2 separate regions of the Homo sapiens genome follow, and region 1 is linked to region 2. Evidence: read pairs that join two places in POLR2A ChIA-PET (ENCODE). Cell type or tissue: GM12878. All regions are shown on one strand. Each heading gives the region's core, and the rest is flanking DNA. Links, peaks and the distances in the headings are about the cores only. Region 1 overlaps ATXN1 (ataxin 1). Region 2 overlaps ATXN1 (ataxin 1).

What was found. Peaks named below come from ENCODE experiments on the same cell type or tissue, not always from the same donor. Only the 100,000 strongest peaks of a DNase experiment are listed, where the experiment ranks them.
Region 1: POLR2A ChIA-PET joins it to region 2 with 14 read pairs; 4 of 35 experiments call an interaction of 5 or more read pairs at or near these places.

What each region holds. Positions count from the first base shown.
Region 1 is chr6:16,595,039-16,604,848 of GRCh38, forward strand. The region is part of intron 3 of ATXN1 (ataxin 1); the gene reads right to left. Among named protein-coding and RNA genes, the nearest start is that of ATXN1-AS1, 160 kb to the right of the region's middle. RefSeq lists a silencer at 8,232-8,417. In GM12878, for the core only: no CTCF peak of the experiment used is centred there; no DNase peak of the experiment used is centred there.
Region 2 is chr6:16,487,325-16,497,134 of GRCh38, forward strand. All of the region lies in intron 5 of ATXN1 (ataxin 1), which reads right to left. Among named protein-coding and RNA genes, the nearest start is that of GMPR, 250 kb to the left of the region's middle. RefSeq lists enhancers at 5,936-6,045, 6,704-6,763. In GM12878, for the core only: no CTCF peak of the experiment used is centred there; no DNase peak of the experiment used is centred there; H3K4me3 peaks cover 2,075 bases; H3K27ac peaks cover 1,996 bases.

The DNA.
Region 1 (9,810 bases), core at 2,957-5,456, 110 kb after region 2:
AAATGCCCTAGCGTACATGAAGTGCCAGGGGCCAAAACCACCCACTTAGAACAGGAAATCATGTACAAATATAAGTACCTCAAGCTTGTGAAATTGAGAGACTTCTTTATTTCCTTCACTATTAGAAGCAGAGGAAGAGAGGGCTGATTAGATGGGGGGAAGGCTTAGCTTTTATTTTAAAATAGCAAAATCGAAAAACTTTGTAATTAGATTTTGCCAGACTTAGGCTTAAAGGAAAATGATTCTTTCCTCTCCAAAAGAATAAGGTCAGAGCCTAAGACTCCCAAACCTTTGGTCCTGGCTCAAAGGGTGAGCTACGAATCGGCCCGTTCTTCATCATCCTCCTACATATACCTATAGATCTGTCTGGGCATGAGTACAGAATTGGCAAATACAGGGTATGAGAAGAGACAACGATAAAACGGACAGAATGTGGTACTGTTCAAATGTTAAGAAGTGTCAGGAAAGCACCACAGCTGACGCTGAAGTTAATCTGGAGGGGAACTAATTTACCTTCTTTAACACAAGTGGAGATGAGGGCAACAGTCTGTGAAACACAGTCAGTGTGTTCTTTCTCCATTATGGTCTCTTTCTTACTGGTTAACTACAAAAAGCAAGGAAATGGCTGAAAGGCAGGCAGTGAGGGGAGAGGGAGGAATGAGAGACTTTCACCTGTACGAAGGATGTCTCTGGAAAACGGAATGTTGACAGAGAGTAAACAAGCAACATATGCTATTAATGCCTGTTAAGTCACCTTTTTGAGATTTTTTGGTGACTATCAGTGAAGTCTTATGCCTCTTATTAAATTCTCACACTGTTTTAATTAAGTAGGGCCTTATTTTAATCACAGTGGTGGTGCCTTCTCGTTTTAAGCTAGTGAGCTGGAACCCAGCCAGGCAGTGTTAAACAGGAGCGAGAGACTTTCCTTCTTCGTCAAGGAAGCTTTTGCAGCCCCGTTATTTTGTTTTTTTATTTTTCAGAGACTGAATCTAGCTCTGTCACCCAGGCTGTGCAATGGCACGATCATAGCTCACTGCAGCCTCTAACTCCTGGGCTCAAGCAATCCTCCTGCCTCAGCCTCCAGAGGAGCTGGGACTACAGATGCACGCCTCCATGCTTGGCTAATTTTTACTTATTTTTTGTAAAGACGAGGTCTCTATCTTGCCAAAGCTGATCTTGAACTCCTGGCCTCAAGCAATCCTCTCATCTTGGCCTCCCAAAGTGCTGGATAACAGGTGTGGCCACCGTGCCCAGCCTCAGACCTCCTTTTCTCCCCTATCCAAAGCCTGGTAAACAAAGTGAGCTGATTTGCATATCTAAAATCGGGTGCTGGATGCCTGCAAATATGATAGGGAAATATGTATTTGGAACCTCAGGTGAAACCCCAGCAAAAACATTAAAATCATCACATTTGAAGGAGCCCTTTGTAATGCTGATATGTAAAGATCCCATTAAAACACAGCCATTCTCCACAACTACAAAAATCTTTGATTTAAAAATGACTTTGGATTCCTATGTCACGTTAAAAGTGTGTTGGGCATTTTATCCAGTGACTTAGATTATCCTTTCAGGAGAAATACTGTACTTCATTGTAAGTCCTTAATGAGGGACCAATTAGTCCTTCCCCTCCACTTCAAATTCCTCTGGGAAATGAGGTCAGAATCCACTTCCCACCCAAAGCACCTCATGGAGGCTGCATCAAATACTACAGCAGCATTTGTCAAAGGGGAGCCCTTTCCAAAGGCAAGATGGGTAGAAGGAGAAATCTTCATCAAGGGCTATGCCTTCCACCGACAGGCACAGAGCACAAAGAAGCTCAGCATTTACTATAAGATCTTGCACAGGAGCTGTTCAAACAAGCTGAAGCACACACCCACGAATTTCATCTCAGCGACTCTCTCTTTTACCTGCTGCCACAGGGACAGCCTTCCTGCTCCCTGATTGGGTGTCTCGCTGGCTGTGCACTCACCTGCAGGGCGCAGGGTGTCCCACCTGCATCCCCCTCCTGCTCCATCTGCATCATGCACTCAGAGGGGAGTGCCACTGCTCTGGGTCACCAGCCTGCTCTGGCTCTGCCGCAGCCTCCCAGGGGATTGAGCTCCTACTCCTTCCACTAGAAGCATGGTGAGCAAATTAGAGGTTATAAACACCTCCGGTGGAAGGAGGAGAATTCCTTTGGGCTTTGTAAGGGAACCTCGTCAGCCGCAAGAATCTCCGGGGTATAAGACATAGGTACATGCTCACCCTTGCCCCTTGGCCCTGTTGGGCATATGTGGACCACACCTTTTTCTGCCCACAATTATGGCAGAAATGCCCATCCAGGAAAATGCTGCTTCACATGTTCGAAGAATGCCTCACATGGTTGAGAATACTGCTGGTCCTCAACAAGCAGCATAAATCTATTTTTTTTTTTTTTTTGAGACAGAGTCTTGCTCTGTCACCCAGGCTGGAGTGCAGTGGCGCAATCTTGGCTCACTGCAGCCTCTACCTCTCAGATTCTAGCGATTCTCCTGCCTCTGCCTCCCCAGTAGCTGGGCTTCCAGGCACATGCCACCACACTTGGCTATTTTTTTGTATTTTCAGTCGAGACGGGGTTTCACCATGTTGGTTAGGCTGATCTCAAACTCCCGACCTCAGGTGATCCACCCGCCTCGGCCTCCCAAGGTGCTGGGATTTGCAGGCGTGAGCCACCATGCCTGGCCTAAAACTATTCTTGATGTAAGGAGAAACATATTCCTAAATGCTAAAGGCAGTGCTGCCAAATCCATGGCTCCCAGCATAGGCTAAAGTTTTATTAGGAGACCAGGAGTGCACACATCTCTGGCCAGGGACAGCAAAGAAAGGCAGCTGAGTCCTACAACACTGCTGGAAGGAGAAGCCAACAGTCTAGGATTTAAAAAAAAAAAGAAGCTGAGTCTGCCATTAAGAATGAAGTAAATTGCTAACACAGATTTTTAATGTTCTTACACACACACAAAATGATAAACTGGTGAGGTGATGAATATATTAACTAGCTTGATTGAATCTTGTTATAATGTATGCATTATAAAAACATCACACTGTACCCCATAAATATACATAATTATTGCCTATAAATATAAAAAGTTAAAACAAAAAATTAAAGAAATAAATGGTGAAGACATTTTTTAAAAAATGAATGATGCTTTCATGCATGCTACATAGCTTGTCACAACCTGCCGGAACGGGTTGCCAATGTGACATGCTTTTAAGATCACAGCCCTCCAGCAACACATTGATACCTGAAACTCCATAATTAAGAGTTATTTCCTTTTGTTTAAAGATGTTTTCTCTTTTGAAATTTCAGTATAATATGCTACTTTGGAAGTGGTATATCCAGATCTCCAAAATATATGCATATGCATATTTTAAAATCAAAGCCGAGTATTGATCCTAACTTTACCACTTTCCAGCTCTGTCACTTTGAGGAAATTATTTACTGGCTTGACCCTCAAGTTCATCCGCTGTAAAAGGAGTCACTAACGCTTGTCTCAGAAGGTTGTTACGTATATAAAACTACGCGGCCCAGACCACACCCACAGCAGCCACTCGGACACTGGTTTTCCCCTCTCTTTCTACACAGCAGGTCATAAGAAGTAAGGACAACTCAAGGATGCTGGCTTCCTGGTGTGGAATGATAAGGCGGCCAGCAAGCTGGAGTGGGGGTGGCAGGAGAAAAGGACACCTGGGCCCCATGACAGAACCTGTTTCACAAATGTGGTGAGGGGAGCTCTGCTCCAGTGCACAAAAAGGCTGCAGGCTGACACCATTTTGCAGTGTTCACTGGCAAGGCTGCTGACATAGAAACTGGCCTCCGTCAAAAAGTCACACCTCTCCTTTTCCTGGCTTGGTGTCCAGCTGAAAAGAGGAGGGGTTCATGTGCATCTGGACAGCTTTACCCCAAGGGCACCTGCAAGGTAGTAGGAGCAGATGAGGCTATGGCCAGATGACAGGGGGACATGCCAGCAGAAGGAACTAATGCAGCTTCCAACTTGCTGGTGCCCAGCCAGACCCCACTGATTTGGAGACTTTCCTGCCAACTTGCCAAAAACTGATCTGACACCCAATGGTGTCACCAAAGATGTTTTCTTTTCCTATGCATCAGTACCTCCACACCCAGGGATCAGTCTTCCTTCACCTCACTCTAAAGGGCCAGCCATCATTGCCTTCCAAGGTATGAACCAAGAAATGTCACCACTCACTCAGGTGAACAGGCCACAGAGGACTAAAAGTGCTGGCCCTATAGCAGCCTCATGCAAAAACAGATTTGTGCACTGAGAAGACTTTTGAAATTTGAAAGGCCGCTACTAAGAAGATAAACCCTCCAAAGATTTCCTTCTATCATTGTTATTCATTAAAAAAAAAACAAGCTTAGGCCGGGCATGGTGGCTCACACCTGTAATCCCAGCATTTTGGGAGGCTGAGGCGAGCGGATCATGAGGTCAGAAGATCGAAACCATCCTGGCCAACATGCTGAAACCTTGTCTCTACTAAAAATACAAAAATTAGCTGGGTATGGTGGCACGTGCCTGTAATCCCAGCTACTCAGGAGGGTGAGACAGGAGAACAGCTTGAACCAGGGAGTCAGAGGTTGCAGTGAGCAGAGATCGCGCCACTGCACTCCAGCCTGGTGACAGAGTGAAACTCCGTCTCAAAAAAAAAAAAAAAGCTTAACTTGAATGAATGGGAACAAGAGGGTTATTTAAAAAATAATAAACAGTAACAGCTATCACACCTAAAGGTGACATTATCTAGAAACATTAACATGTCAAGACATCAGCCCTTCTGTTCCTTCTGTTCCCCCAAGAGGCCTATTTGGAGCACCAGCAAAATGCATTTGGAGGATCACTAAATCTAACAGTGTTCACTGCTGTAGTGTTATGAGAGTGTTTCACTTTCAGGAAATTTCAAAAGGGAAAGGTGGGAAACAATGTGTGTCCTACATGGAAATCTCACATGTGGTTCATTGCGTCTTTTTTCTTACACAGCTGCCATTATATAATTCTTGGCCATTGTTTTTTATTTAATAATTAAGATGAATAATCTTGGGGTCATCCATTGTATATGTATCTGTGGTAGGTTTAAAAATTCCAGTTGACCTTTCCCTAGCCCCCAGTATACTTTTGGGCTACTTCCTCCCTAAGATGAGCTATGTGCACACATGTGGCACAATTTTAATACTATCTAAGCAAAACCACAAACCAATAAAAGCATCATCCGGTGCTTCTCAAAGCCAAAGGAAATGATTTTGGAGCAACACATCACTGATTACATTCCATTAATACAGATAATTAAAAGTTGACTGTATAATAATGTTAAATAGCAGGCATAACTTTTTTTGAAAATTTCTCCGTGATATTAGCTATGCAAAAACACTGACTGAATGTTCAATGCTAATCAAATTCATCTCCTCTTAAGAGCAGCGTATAATAAATGGGTAGCCTAAAAGGAATGCTTTGAACAGAATGCTTCACTATTGTCTGATTATTCTAAATTTAAAACTCCAACAAAGGAAAGGATTATTCTTCTAAGGTTCAAGATTCGTGAGGATTTGGTAACGAAATTCCTTAAGGACAGCAAATTAAAAAATTGCTATCTACAAGCTGCCACTATTTTATGTCTGTATAGTGTTTTAAAATCAAAGTCACTACCCATTCAACAACAAATGTTTGTTTGGAATAAATGAATGAAAGAAACAGCCTCAAAATACTTTACAAGTTTAATCACCTATAAGTTATGAATTAGGCAGCAACTTCAATCATTCCCAAATGATTGAATCATTTACCTCGCTGGGGTAAGGTATATGTCTGGCAAGCCAAAGCCAGAACTAGAAACTCAAGTAATTCCTTTGATTCTTAGAAAATGACGCAGTTGTTAGAGCTGGTTGCCTGCTGCAGTTGTCTTCCTGTGTACTCTCAATACAATTTGGAAGGCATGTTATCTAGGCTAGGGGAGGTAATAACAAAGGAGGCATAACAATTAGGCTTGCTCCTGAAATTATACGGGTAGTCAAAAAAACGAAGGACCCCACCATCACCTACTAAGCTATGTGATGGGTACCTAGCTGGTAAAAGGTGTTTCCAAGACCGGATCTAAGTTATTTCATAGGTAACTTTAGAAAGCACGTCCCAACGTGGCAGTGTTAAATTCATGTGTAATTTCAAAATAGGGTATCAGTGTATGAGGCATGTAGGTAGTCTAAGTTATGTGACACAGAGCATTTAGCCTACATCAAAAGCTAAAACTGAAAAATGAAATTCTTATTTAAGTATGTTGCTATCTTCACTCTAATGAGATACGTGGAACAAATTACTGGGGCTAGAATGTATTATAACAATAGTAAGGAAGAAGGTTCCTGCTGGATACTTGGTAAGAGGTGGGTGGGGTCCAGGATTTCCAGGGGACTTTGAGTTTATTCTTCCAACACTGCTAAAATGCATCTATTTTCTATTCTGACTTTCTAACAGGATGCAATCTGAGAGCCAGCCAGCCACTTAAAATCTATTTATTTCAGCTGTGCGCAGTGGCTCACGCCTGTAATCCCAGCACTTAGTGAGGCCGAGGCGGGCGGACCATGAGGTCAGGAGATCGAGACCATCCTGGCTAACACGGTGAAACCCCATCTCTACTAAAAAATACAAAAAATATTAGTTGGGTGTGGTGGCGGGCACCTGTAGTCCCAGCTACTCGGGAGGCTGAGGCAGGAAAATGGCGTGAACCCAGGAGGCGGAGCTTGCAGTGAGCCAAGATTGCACCACTGCATTCCAGCCTGGATGACAGAGTGAGACTTTGTCTCAAAAAAGAAAAAATCAATTTGTTTCAACAATCCAGAGTAGAAATACAAGTAGAAGATTTTGTGCAAGCGTATTTTGTGCAAGCGTAATCTATTTTGCAAGCAGAAAATTCTCACGTATTTTAGAGTCAGGGTTCTCAAATCATAAATCTTAAAGTTTTCAGAATCCATGCCAAGGGACTTAAGAAAATTAATATTGCCCCCATATAAGCTGTCTTTTGTATACTAAGCATCAGCAAAGCATCTGCCCCCAACAGCTATTTTACTGGTCCCAGAGGAAAGATAAGCAGAGTTGTCTTCCGCAAAATCATAAAGAAGGTCAAGTTCATCTGTAGGATCCTTCCCCTTAGGCCCTCTAGGTGCCTCCCCATTGGGCCCCAGGGGTTTCTACTCCGTAATTCTTTCCCACCCCTGCCCTGTCAACTTGAACACCAGTGAAACACCACAGTGTTTCAATATGAATACACTTCAGTCACTGTTTTTGCTCCGCCCACCAAAAAAAATCCATACTTTAAAGCTTTTAATTTTTTTAAGCTTTTAATTTTTTTAATTGAAGCATCACTTTACTTTCTTTTAAATTCTAACATCAGTGAGCAGCCAAAATTCTTTTTTTTTTTTTTTAGATGGAGTCTCGCTCTGTGACCCAGGCTGGAGTGCAGTGGCATGATCTTGGCTCACTGCAACCTTCGCCTCCTGGGTTCAAGCAAGTCTCTTGCCTCAGCCTCCCAAGTAGCTGGGACTACAGGCGCAGGCCACCATGCCCTGCTAATTTTTGTATTTTTAGTACAGATGGGGTTTCACCGTGTTGGCCAGAATGGTCTTGATCTCTTGACCTCATGAACCACCCGCTTCGGCCTCCCAAAGTGCTGAGATTACAGGCGTGAGCCACTGAGCCTGGCCGCAGCCCAAATTCTGAACGGGGAAAGAGGATAAGGTAACGTCTCCTACTTTTGCAAGCTTCTTTTGCTTCCTATGAAGGCTTGCCATAAAGATAGAAATGCTTTGACATCACAAACTGGGTTCATGTTCCACTGTGACCATGGACAGGCTATGTAACTGAGCTTCGGCTACTCATTTACAAAACAGGAATTATCATAATATAATGTAATGTAATATAATAATTATGAGATAATGATATAAAGTGATTGGCCCATTGCAATGTTAAAGAGCCCTCTCAGAAGGAGCACCATACTTTCTTTCTAAGTGCCGATAAAATAAAAGATAAAAGCAGCCGACTGGGATTGACCCAGCCACCTCTGCTAAGGGCCTCCTACCTAGAGTCACCTCACTGGGACCTGGGACAGCATGATTCTTACCAGTTTCTGAGAGCTTGAGGTCTTGGGCCCTCGAGCCAGGCGTCCGCTAAAGGCAGGTCTGAGGTTAGCCCATTTCCCAGTTACCATTCTCCTTTCCCCTGGCTTTTCTCCTTCCAAGAGGCTTTAAGCCTTTCCCACTCCTCCCTCCTCTCCTTCTGGTCCCCTGCCTCAACTCACCCAGAGACTGAGAATGCAGTACCATTCCTCACTGGGCCACCTTCCCTTTCCAGGCTCCATACTCCATTCTGTAATAAAGTTCTCATGGGGAGACCTCCAACAGCCCAACAGTTGAGTGTACACAGCCTTGAGTGCTTAGCGGCCAGAACCTCATTGAAAACACAGTTCCATAAGGAAAGGCAGGTTTTAAGACGAGCAGGTGACCAGGCAGGCCCCCACCATAAATGGGGTGAGCTCGCCAAAAGCTAGGCTTGACTTAGGCCTCATTTGGAGGTCTGAGTTGAATTTCAAAAATCAAATACAAAAACACTGGCAGAAGTTTAGAGAGGCAGAAAAGAGCATTACCACAAGAAAAGACGCGGGAGGCTTCACCAGAACAGGCAGGAGGAAGTAGGTGAGGCACAGCAGGTGAAGTGGGGGAAGTGTTCCACCAGGTGAAACTGGCCTGGTGGCTGTGGGGTACAGGGGAAGAGGTGAGCAGGCTGGGGTGGGGATGAGGACAGTGGCAGAAGATTGACGAAGGCATTGTGCAGCACCCCATGCAAAGGGGCGCCTCTCCGTCACACAGGTACTGGCATGAGGGTGTGGGGACCGAGTCCTATGAGTTCCTGGGTCTCTACCAGGATTTTCCAGGTCAGCATCGAGTGATACTATCTCTCCTAGAAGTGGTGGGAACTGATGGGAATGACCATGGAAGCTGAATCCACAAACCAAGGGTCTCCTTATCTTGTCCTCTCATGGATAAGGCTTCGTAAAGGGGGGATTCCTCAAGGTCTTTTAACCAAGTCTGCACATGGGAGAAAACGATGGAAAGCAGATGGAAATGCTTCTCAAGAACCTCTCAATACAAAGAGATAAAGAGGAACAGGCCAGGCACATGGCACACACCTGTAACCTCAGCACTTTGGAAGGCCAAGGAGGGAAGACCACTTGAGCCCAGGAATTCAAGACCAGCCTGGGCAACACAGCAAAACTCTGTCTCAAAAAAAAAAAAAAAAACAAAAATTATCGTGGCACGTGGTGCACATCTATAGTTCCAGCTACTCAACTGACTGAGGTGGTAGGACCATTGCTTGAGCCCAGGAGTTCGAGGCTGCAATGAACCACAATTGTATCACTGCTCTCCAGCCTGGGTGATGGAGAGAGACCCTGTATCTAAAAAAAAGAAAACAAAATTAAAAGAAATAAAGAAAATGTCTCAGGAAGAAGTTGTTCCTCTTCAGACAACTGGATTTTGTTTCTCTTCTTTTTTTTTTTTTTTTTTAGACAGGCTTGCTTTGTTGCCCAGGCTAGAGTGCAGTGGTACAATCAGAGCTCACTGCAGCCTCAGCCTCCTGGAACCAGGTGATCCTCCCACTTCAGCCTTCTGAGTAGCCGGGACCACAGGCACACATCACCATGCCTGGCTGATTAAAAAAAAAAAATGTAGAGATGAGGCCTCACTATGTTGCCCAGGCTAGTCTCAAACTCCTGCCCTAAGCAATCCTCCCACTTTGGCTTCACAAA
Region 2 (9,810 bases), core at 2,457-4,956:
CTGAGGAAAAAAAACAAAAAAGAGTGGTCCTTTATCTCTAAAAAAAGGCAAGAATGAATAATAACAAATCTTAGATTTGGAATTGGTAACACACTGACAAGTATATCTCAAAATAAAGAACTAATAAAAAATGGAGAGACAAAATTGGGACAGAAGAGAGAAAGGAGGTGTCTGCTACTCACATAATTAACCATCACTTTCATAATGAATACAGTTTACCAAGTGCTTTCTCATTAATTAAATCATTCGCTTGATACAATTTTACTTGGTACTTGCTAAATCCACCAGGCTCTGTGTTCAACTGGGGAATACATGGTAAACAAAATAGCCCAGGACCCTGCACCCAAGGAGCTCACTGCCTCAAGAGGGACAGAATTAAATAATTATATGAGTTTTAGGAGATGCATAAAATTTGAAAACTGGATAGGCAATATGAAGGAAAAATGAACATTGTGATTTGTAGTCATGATGGGGGTACCTCACTTAGAAGGAGGGTCTCAGGAAGGCTTCTCTTACAAAACTAACATTCGAACAGGAAAGTCAAAAATGAGCAGAAGTTAGCCAGGCATCAGGTTTCCAGGTAGAGGAAACAGTCTGTATTATACGAACTGATCTAGTGATGTACAACTGTGTTCTGTTATTTCTCTCTTTTTTATTTTGCCATTTCAACTGAGTCTCCTTGAAAAAGAAATGAGTGACACAACTGTTCTCCATACCTTGAAATAAGAGATGATTCATCTTTCTGACTGCTAGGCCATCAGAGCAACACACACCTTCTCTGTGATTAATTTCGGTGAGAGGAACACCCCTGATGCAGGTATTATTCTTGATGTGACAGCAAATAATGACCCTGCTCTCTAATGCACCCCAAGTCACTCCGTTATCACAGTGAAGTAAAAGGAAGCTCTCTTGTTGACACCTGCATGCCACAGCTGAAGTTAAGAAAACCCTCCCCCAAAAAGGACTGAAAACAGATCACATTACTTGTAGACTTCTGAAAAACATCTTTAGGACCTTGGATCAGGTACCAGATTTCTGGCTTCCCCTTGATGATTACGGTATTTTTACTATTTCTCTCTTGGACTTAAACAGCTTTTATGCCCACCGTTAACAGTGTTCCGTCAACCTTCTCTCTTGGTTCTTGGTTCAGTGGTCTGTTTACTTACCCACATGAGCCGCAAGCAAGGTGCAAAGAAATTAAAAGCAGTGGAAATGTCATGTTCATCTGAAGTGTTTTCTTCTTCCCTATCATCCCACATCTGGCTCAACTTAATTCTTCCACTAAGGAAAATCAGTAGTTTGCTTTCTTCATCCTACAACATTAAAGCATCATCCAACAGGCTCATTCATGTTCTCCCCATGAATGGAGTAAGTCTGAAAGCCTGTCTGAAACAAATATGCCAAACTTCTATTTGAGTCTCTTTCCATTTAAAATGTCCAAGATAAAATGTAATTTATCCTACAAGCTTCTTATACAAACAAAAATATTAACAATATTCCACATTCAAAGTCTCAGAGTATAAACCTTCACTTTGACCTGGCAACTTTGACACACTCAGAAAGGAGAGAGAGAACAAGAAAAAGCACTTCCTGAAGCCAAGGTGTCCAATATCTTGCCATCGGACCTGGGAAATTACGCCAGGCTGTCAGTTTCATCCTCTGCCTAGAGGAGAAAATGACACAATGCCAATTTCTCCTTCCCCTGACTGCCCACAGCACTTACAGTCTCTACCACACATTCTGACCCAAGGTCCTTTTCAGTTCAGCACTTTGTTATACTGTCTTTTTATACTCCACTGGATTTATTTAAGTCTTGAAGGCTCAAAAAGTTTCTAAGCTCTCTGATGAAAGAAACCTTGCCATGCCCTTCTTTTGCAACCTCCTAACAGCATCTAGTGGAAGAGCCTGGATTTAACTTAAATGATCCATATCCAAAACCTGTTCTAGGACTTAACCCTTACTCCAAAAGAATCACCAGTCTACAGCTATGCTTTAAGCCCATTTCACCTTTCTCTGTCTTCCAGGGACTTGAAAGTCTGATGATGCCTATCATCATCATGTGTCAGCCCTCCACAAACTCAAAAAAAATTAAATTACAACTTAGCCTTTCTATTCTGTTCTTCCAATCCATTACATCTTAAGTCATTAGTGGAATTTGAACAGTTGTCATCTCCTTTCAAGATTTACAAACTCCCCCATTTCCTCATCACCAGCAGCTTACATCACTAGCTCTCATAGCTTCTCAAAGCCACTATTAAGGAAACCTTCATGGCATGTGGAGGGGAGATGCAGACCTCTGAGGCAGTGATATTCAAACTTGAAGCAGCATCAGAAATGGCTGGAGAAGGCCAGGTGCAGTGGCTCACACCTGTAATCCCAGCACTTTGGGAGGCTGAGGCAGGAAGGTGGCTTGAGCTCAGGAGTTCAAGGCTGCAATGCACTATGATCACGCCACTGTACCCCAGCCTGGGCGAAAGAACAAGACTCCGACTCAAAAAAAGGAAAGAAACGAATAGAAATGGCTAGAGGGTCTTGTTAAATCAGAGAATGCTAAGACCCATCTGTAGAATTTCTGATTCAGTAGGCTTGGGGTGGGGTCAGATAATTTGTATTTCTGACAAGTTCCCAGGTGATGCTGATACTGCTGGTCCAGGGACCAGACTTTGAGAACCACTTCTCTAAGGTTAAATGTTTCTGTCAATTACAGGGCCAGAGAGATGCTGAGGATCTTTTGAGTACATTTAATCACCATTTGATAGCTACATTGAAAGCAATGATACCTGTCTATTTCAAAGAAGCGACAAATGACCAAAAAAAAAAAAAAAAACCAAAAACCAAACAACAAAAAACTTCACACACTATATTACCCAGGTTATTACACTGTGTGTGGCCTCTCTACTTGGAGTCTGAATCCATTCTCCTCCTACTGGTTCCAGATCCTGCTGGGGTCAACTCTGCTCCCAACTTCCCTTCAGTCTTTTTCCTCTCTACTGGAAATTTCTCACACTCCAAGCATACTCAGTCACTGCTATTCCTAAAAGAATTTATCCATACCCTAATACAGTCCCAAATGGCTGTCCTCTCTCTTCTGTTTACCAACAAACAGTTGTACTATACATTCAATGCCAGTATTTCACCGCCTACATCTTAAAACTCTGGAGCTTGATTTCCACCACTTTTCTCTGTGTTAGTAACCTTCCTTCTCCTCCAAAGGTCAAGAATGGTTTCCTGCCTTCTAAATGCAGTGACCTTTGCTGAGTCCTCCTCTTAACTTCTCTAACAATGTCTGATACAGTTCACTAGTAATAGTTCCTTCCATTTTCTTTTCCTTTTATTTAGTAGACTAGCATTTTTGCCTGAACAGCATCTTTTCTGGAATGATCTCTCCCCTTGGCTGTTATCTGGGCTGGGATGACTTCACACATTGGCCTGGAAGATGGACATATGACCCAGGTCTGGGCAATCGTAATACAACAACCCTCCAGCCACAGTGACTGGCCTAGGGGTAGGCATGTACCCAAGGCAAGCCAATCAAAGGCCTCTCTCAGACTACCTGGAACTAAGAGGAGCAACACACTCTTTCCTAGTGAGACCACGGGAGCATGATGCTACTAACAGCTGGTTTCTTTAGCCACCTCTTACAGAAAGCCCACTGGAGAAGGAAGCTTCCCAGTACAGAGAAAAGCTGAAAGACAGAAAATCTGAGTCCTGATGACAGTAAAGTCCCTTGGATTTAGCCATGCCAGAAGTTAGACGGATCCCTGGATTTTTTTTTTTTTTTTTTTTTTTTTGAGACGAAGTCTTGCTCCATCACCCAGACAGAGCAGTGGCACGGTCTCACTCACTGCAACCTCTGACTCCGAGTTCAAGCAATACTCCTGACTCAGCCTCCCGAGTAGCTGGGATTATAGGCATATGCCACCACACCTGGCTAATTATTATTATTATTATTATTTTTTTTTTTTTTTTTTTTTTTTGATACAAGGTTTCGCTCTTGTTGCCCAGGCTGGAGTGCAATGGCGCAATCTCAGCTCACTGCAACCTCTGCCTCCCAGGTTCAAGCAATTCTCCTGTCTCAGCCTCCTGAGTAGCTGGGACTGCAGGCACCAGCCACTACGCCCGGCTAATTTTTGGTATTTTTAGTAGAGACAGGGTTTCACCATGTTGGCCATGTTCAAGACAGGCTGGTCTTGAACTCCTGGCCTCAAGTGATCCACCTGCCTCAGCCTCCCAAAGTGCCGGGATTACAGGTGTGAGCCATGGCGCCCGGCCTGATCCCTGGAATTTTTAGTTATATTATGATAGACCAAATTCTAACGTAGCCCACAAGATTGCCATGTCCCCTGCCAGACACACACCTCTTCCCAGTTAGTCAGTGGGACAGTAATCAAGGTTCTGCTGTTGTGAAGGGATTTTGCAAATATAAGTGAGGTCCAAAGTCAACCAACCTTAAAATAGAGAGATTATCTTGGTGAGCCTGATCTAATTAAGAGAACCCTAAAAGGGATGGGGCTTTACCAGGAATGAGATTCAAAGTGAGAGAGGACATGTTGATGGAGGAGGCAAGTCATATGGCAAGGAACTGAAGGTGAATGCCAGGACCTGAGAGTGGCCCCCAGCTCACAGCCAGCAATGGAACGGGACCTTGGTCCTACGACCACAAGAAACTAAATACAAAAAACCATGTGAGCTTGAAAAAGGACCATGAGCTCCAGATAATAAGGCAGCCCTGTTGACACCTCAATTTCAGTCTTATGAAACCCTGAACAGATAATTCAGCTAAGCCATGCCTGGACTTCGGACCTCCAACAGATAATTCAACTAAGCCATGCCTGGACTTCGCACCTCCAGAAACTGTGAGATAATAAATAGGTATTGTTATAGGTGGGAATTGAACAATGAGAACACATGGACACAGGAAGGGGAACATCACACTCTGGGGACTGTAGTGGGGTGGGGGGAGCGGGGAGGGATAGCATTAGGAGATATACCTAATGCTAGATGACGAGTTAATGGGTGCAGCACACCAGCATGGCACATGTATACATATGTAACTAACCTGCACATTGTGCACATGTACCCTAAAACCTAAAGTATAATAATAATAACATAAAAAATAAAAAAAGAAAAGATGCACACACAAAAAAAAATAAATAGGTGTTGTTTAAGTCACTATATTTGTAGTTTGTCATACAGCAATAGAAAACCAATCCACATATAATACAATACATTTCTTTTTTTTTTTGCTTGAATCACTTTGAGTTTAATTTGTCTATTGTAACCAAAATAAACAAATATTCTTAATTTCTCTGAGATGGTACTTTCTTGGGTTCCTTATATTACTCCTTATGGCCCCTCTGCAGTTTTTTGCTCTCTCTGTTCTTTCTAACTCTAGGGGACAGATTTCCTAAGGCTATCTGCTCAGTTCTATTCACTTTCTATAATGATTTCCTTCTACTGTTTATCGTTCTTAAATCTGTATCCTGGTCCCTGGTATCTCCCCCTACAAACTCCTGGATATATGCAGTGGAAACAAATTATGTTTATTTCAAACTTTCCCAGTCCCTTGCTCCAAACCCAGCTCCTCCTCTTTAATTTCTGATGGAAGCTGACAGCATCATCATCTTCTACTCTTTCTCCCACATTCCATCGGTTTCCAAGTCCTACCAATTCTGCACCCTTTCTATCTTCACCGCCCCATGCTAGCTCAGACTGAATTCCTCTCACAGCAGCCTGCTCATTGGTCTTCTTGTCAATGCTTTCTCTCTCTAAACCATTTGAGTCATCCCTGTTGGATCGAACTTCCTAAAGTAGATATAACACAACTTCCCCGTGCCATCCATACCTTCATTGGTTCCTACAGCTTACTGAACATCTTCGAAATTCTTTATTTGATGCTGAAGATCTTCACAATCTGGCCCCAGCATGCTTTTCCAACTTCATTTCTACTTCTCCCCTCATGCACACTGAAGCAGCCACAGTGAGCTTCTCACTTCCTCTCTGAGAGCCCGCATTTCTACTCCACGTGTCAAAATGTAAGCCAGACCTCCCAAGACCAGCTCAAATCCCACTTTTTCTACAACTCTTTTATCCTCTTATTCTACAACTTTCTCAATCAGAAGTTTTTTTTTTTTTTTTTTTGGTTGTTTTGTTTTTGCATGTGAATGCCTATGGTTTTAAAATTCATTTTCCTTATGTTACTAACCATTTTATTCCTTATCCTACAATAGGTGTCATCTCCCCAAGTGGAATGTGGTAACTTCCGTAAAGGTAGGGTTTATGTCTGTCTTCTTTTTGTAAGCTTCACGGGGCTTTCGCAAATGATAACTCTTTGATCAATATTTGTTGATTAACTGATTGATAACATGGTATTATATTACATTATACTTGAAGACGTTATATGTCTTTGAGTCTCTGTCCTCCATGGAAGAGGACAGGTGTTCAAATGGAAGAACACCCTTTTGGGTGACTTGGAGAAAAATCATCACATAAGTCTCTAAGGAAACTGTGCAGTCCCTCAATGAAATGTTCCACAACAGCCTCTTTTTCCAACTCAGAACTAAAGGTAACTCTTTGTATTTCCTTTCTGAGGAATAAAGAGAAGCTGCCAGGGCTGCTGGCAATTGCAGAGTTCAGAAATGCTTCCTCTGAATGAGCACACTCAGCCCAGCAGGGTGCAGAGCCCTGTCTCCACCCTGCCCACCAAGGAGCTTAAGTGGCAGGCAAACTGGGCCAAAAACACCCCTTTCCCATGGAGAGGCATCTCCAGTGCAGGGCTGGACTGAGAGGCATCTCCAGTGCAGGGCTGGACTGAGAGGCATCTCCAGTGCAGGGCTGGACTGAGAGTCCAGTTAGACCTCAAGAAGAGTTGGAGGGAGGTCAGCGTGGGAGGTAGGCCAAAACTCAAGGTATTCTGAAGAATATGATTTATTCACAATATCATGCGTTCCCTGTTCAGTCAACATTTGATCATTTATGGGAGTTATCCATTGTAAAATTTCTTACAAACTGGCAGTCCTTGGATACCTAGCATGCACTCAGAATATTCTCTGTGTATATTAACTGGTTTGTGTTCAAGGAATAAAATCCAAAATTAGTACCGGCCTAAAGAACACATTATCAGAGATAAATATGCTGGAAAAATGTCTATCCTCAAAGGTTTTTTAAAAAAATTATATTTCATGTTGATCCATGTCACTGCTTCTTATCATTAGCATGGCTTATCACATAAAGGTAAGGATTTATTCATACAGAGACTGCTGCTGTGTGTATTTGTATGCAGGTTACATCTCCTTATGGACGTAGTGCAAAGTTTGCTATGAAATATAATTATACATTGGAGAAAAGTATGTCTGCATATCAAGAATAAAATGAAAATAAAATGTAAGTTGAACATATAGATGATAAATACCCAATCTGTGCTGAGCAGCTGTAGAACGACGTCTCAGGAAATTAGTATTTTAAAGACAAGATGTCATGTGCTCCTATTGACAACTTATTCCTGGCCTTATTTGTTCAACACGCAGGTCCTTCAGGTATTGCTGTAGCACAACAGAAAGAACAGTGGGCCAGAAGACAGGGAGGTCTGGGTCTAGAAGCCCAGAGACTCCACATCCCGAGTTACACATCCCCTTTCTGGTTGCCATGAGTCATCACGCACCTTCTGCCCAGAGGAGAGTTTTATTCATGCCTGCTTGAAAAGGTCAGTGTTTAGGTGTTGCAGAAGTGCTTGGTGAAAATGGGGAAGGCTGAAACACAGCCTGTGCCTCATGCTTTGATAATTTCTGAAGCATTTATAAATCATGAGCAGCTAAGGTCTGCAAGATGCTAATGTGTGCAGTCCAGTCCTCTGACTTTAAGTCTGTTTCAGTTCCTGCTCTATTTGCTCCTTTTTAATAACACAATTAGTAAAAATCCTAAAAAAGAAATAGCTAAATATTTTCCTCTCATTCTCTTTTTGCCATAATATTGAGAGTTATATGATAGTATCTTCAACTATTTTATTTGGCCTGACTTCACAAAGTACCAAACGGGGAGTGAAGATAAAATGAAGAGACAGAATCCACATATGCATCTCCCAACCTCTGTCCTTTTGAACAGACACAAGTAACAGAATTTACCAAAAGTATTAAAAACACGACCTTGGAAGCATCCTATCAAAGCCACAACTTCCTTTTCTTTTTATGAACTACTACCATGCAAAATTGCATGGCTACAGCTGGGACATCAAATCATGCTTTAAAAAATTAGTATTGGGGCTAGGCGTGGTGGCTTACGCCTATAATCCCTGTACTTTGGGAGGCCAAGGCAGGTGGATCATTTGAGGTCAGGAGTTCAAGACCAGCCTGGCCAACATGGTGAAACCCTGTCTCTACTAAAAATACAAAAATGAGCCAGGTATGGTGGCAGGCGCCTGTAGTCCCAGCTACTCACGAGGCTGAGGCAGGAGAATCACTTGAACCCAGGAAGCGGAGGTTGCAGTGAGCCGAGATCATGCCACTGCACTCTAGCCTGGGTGACAGAGTGAGACTCTCTCTCTCTCTCTCAAAAAAAAAAAAAAAGTTATTATTGGTATATTAGTAAAAGCCATTCAAAGCTCAAAAACAACAGAATTATTTTCTGAAATTCAAAATCAGTGCCAGATTTAACTACTTTTGCATAATGTTTGCCCCCACAGAACTTTCCATAATAATATTACGTCAACAGCACTCATTTTCTTTTTGGTCTACTTGTTTTACTAAATTAAAAGCCAACAGATACAACAACTCCATACTTTAAACTCCTTTTTTAATACTATTCCGAGTAACTGCCTCCTTGTTTAAATATTACAATTTTCTGACTCAATCAGAACAAAGTATTGCAAGACAAAGGTGCTATTGAAAACTTCTCTTTTTTTGGAGGAGGCTTCATAAAAGCATTCTAGCTTAAAACTGGGATTTCAATGGTCTTAACTGTGAATACCATGTAGCAGAAATGCCACTTGGCATTATATCTAGGGATTACCTGTTGAAACACCAAAGACAGGTATACTTTGATGTGGGTTACGCAGGGCCGGGTAAGTAACAAGAAATACAATTATTCTTTCTTTCTATGAATGTGGCGCTGAAGATTTGATACCATATTTGGAGCACAGATCCATCGTGTGGAGGGATGGGGAAACACAGGAGAGGGGTGCTGAGTGTGACCACATGTCCACAGGCCTGTCTGAGCTCGCTACAGGTCACACTGCATCATGAAGGACCCTGTACTCCACTTGCTGCAATTTCAATGCAAATAAAGAAAAATATCAACTACTATTTTATGAGTAAAGGACGCTGGCAAGATGCAGCCGTGGTTTGTCTTAAGAGTCCTGAAACTCAGTTAAAATACCTGATGATCGCGTTTCATTAAAAACCCCAAGGAATTTCTTTACACCATGAGCATTCTACAAGTTTCCTACCTCTCTTTAAGACTAAATATTTAAAACTCTTTAGAATTAGCATCATCTATGTGTCACTTGGCTCTAGGACACATATTCTCGGGGAAGAGCATATCCCCATTTCTATTAGGAGAAAGAATAACAGGATTTCTCCCCTCCTCCTTCATCTTGCAGATTTAGGGGTTTATCCTAGTATCATGGCTCAGGGGATTCTCACACTTACAACTCCTAATATATCAAAAAAGGAGAAAATCTCTCTTCACTGCTTAATTGTTTTGTCGAATAAGCTCTCAAAAGTTCATTTTTGTTACCTTTTTCAGGCAAAATAAGAGGCCTTTTACAAAAATTCTATTGCTAAAACAATGGAATTCTCCCGGGAATGACTTCGTTAT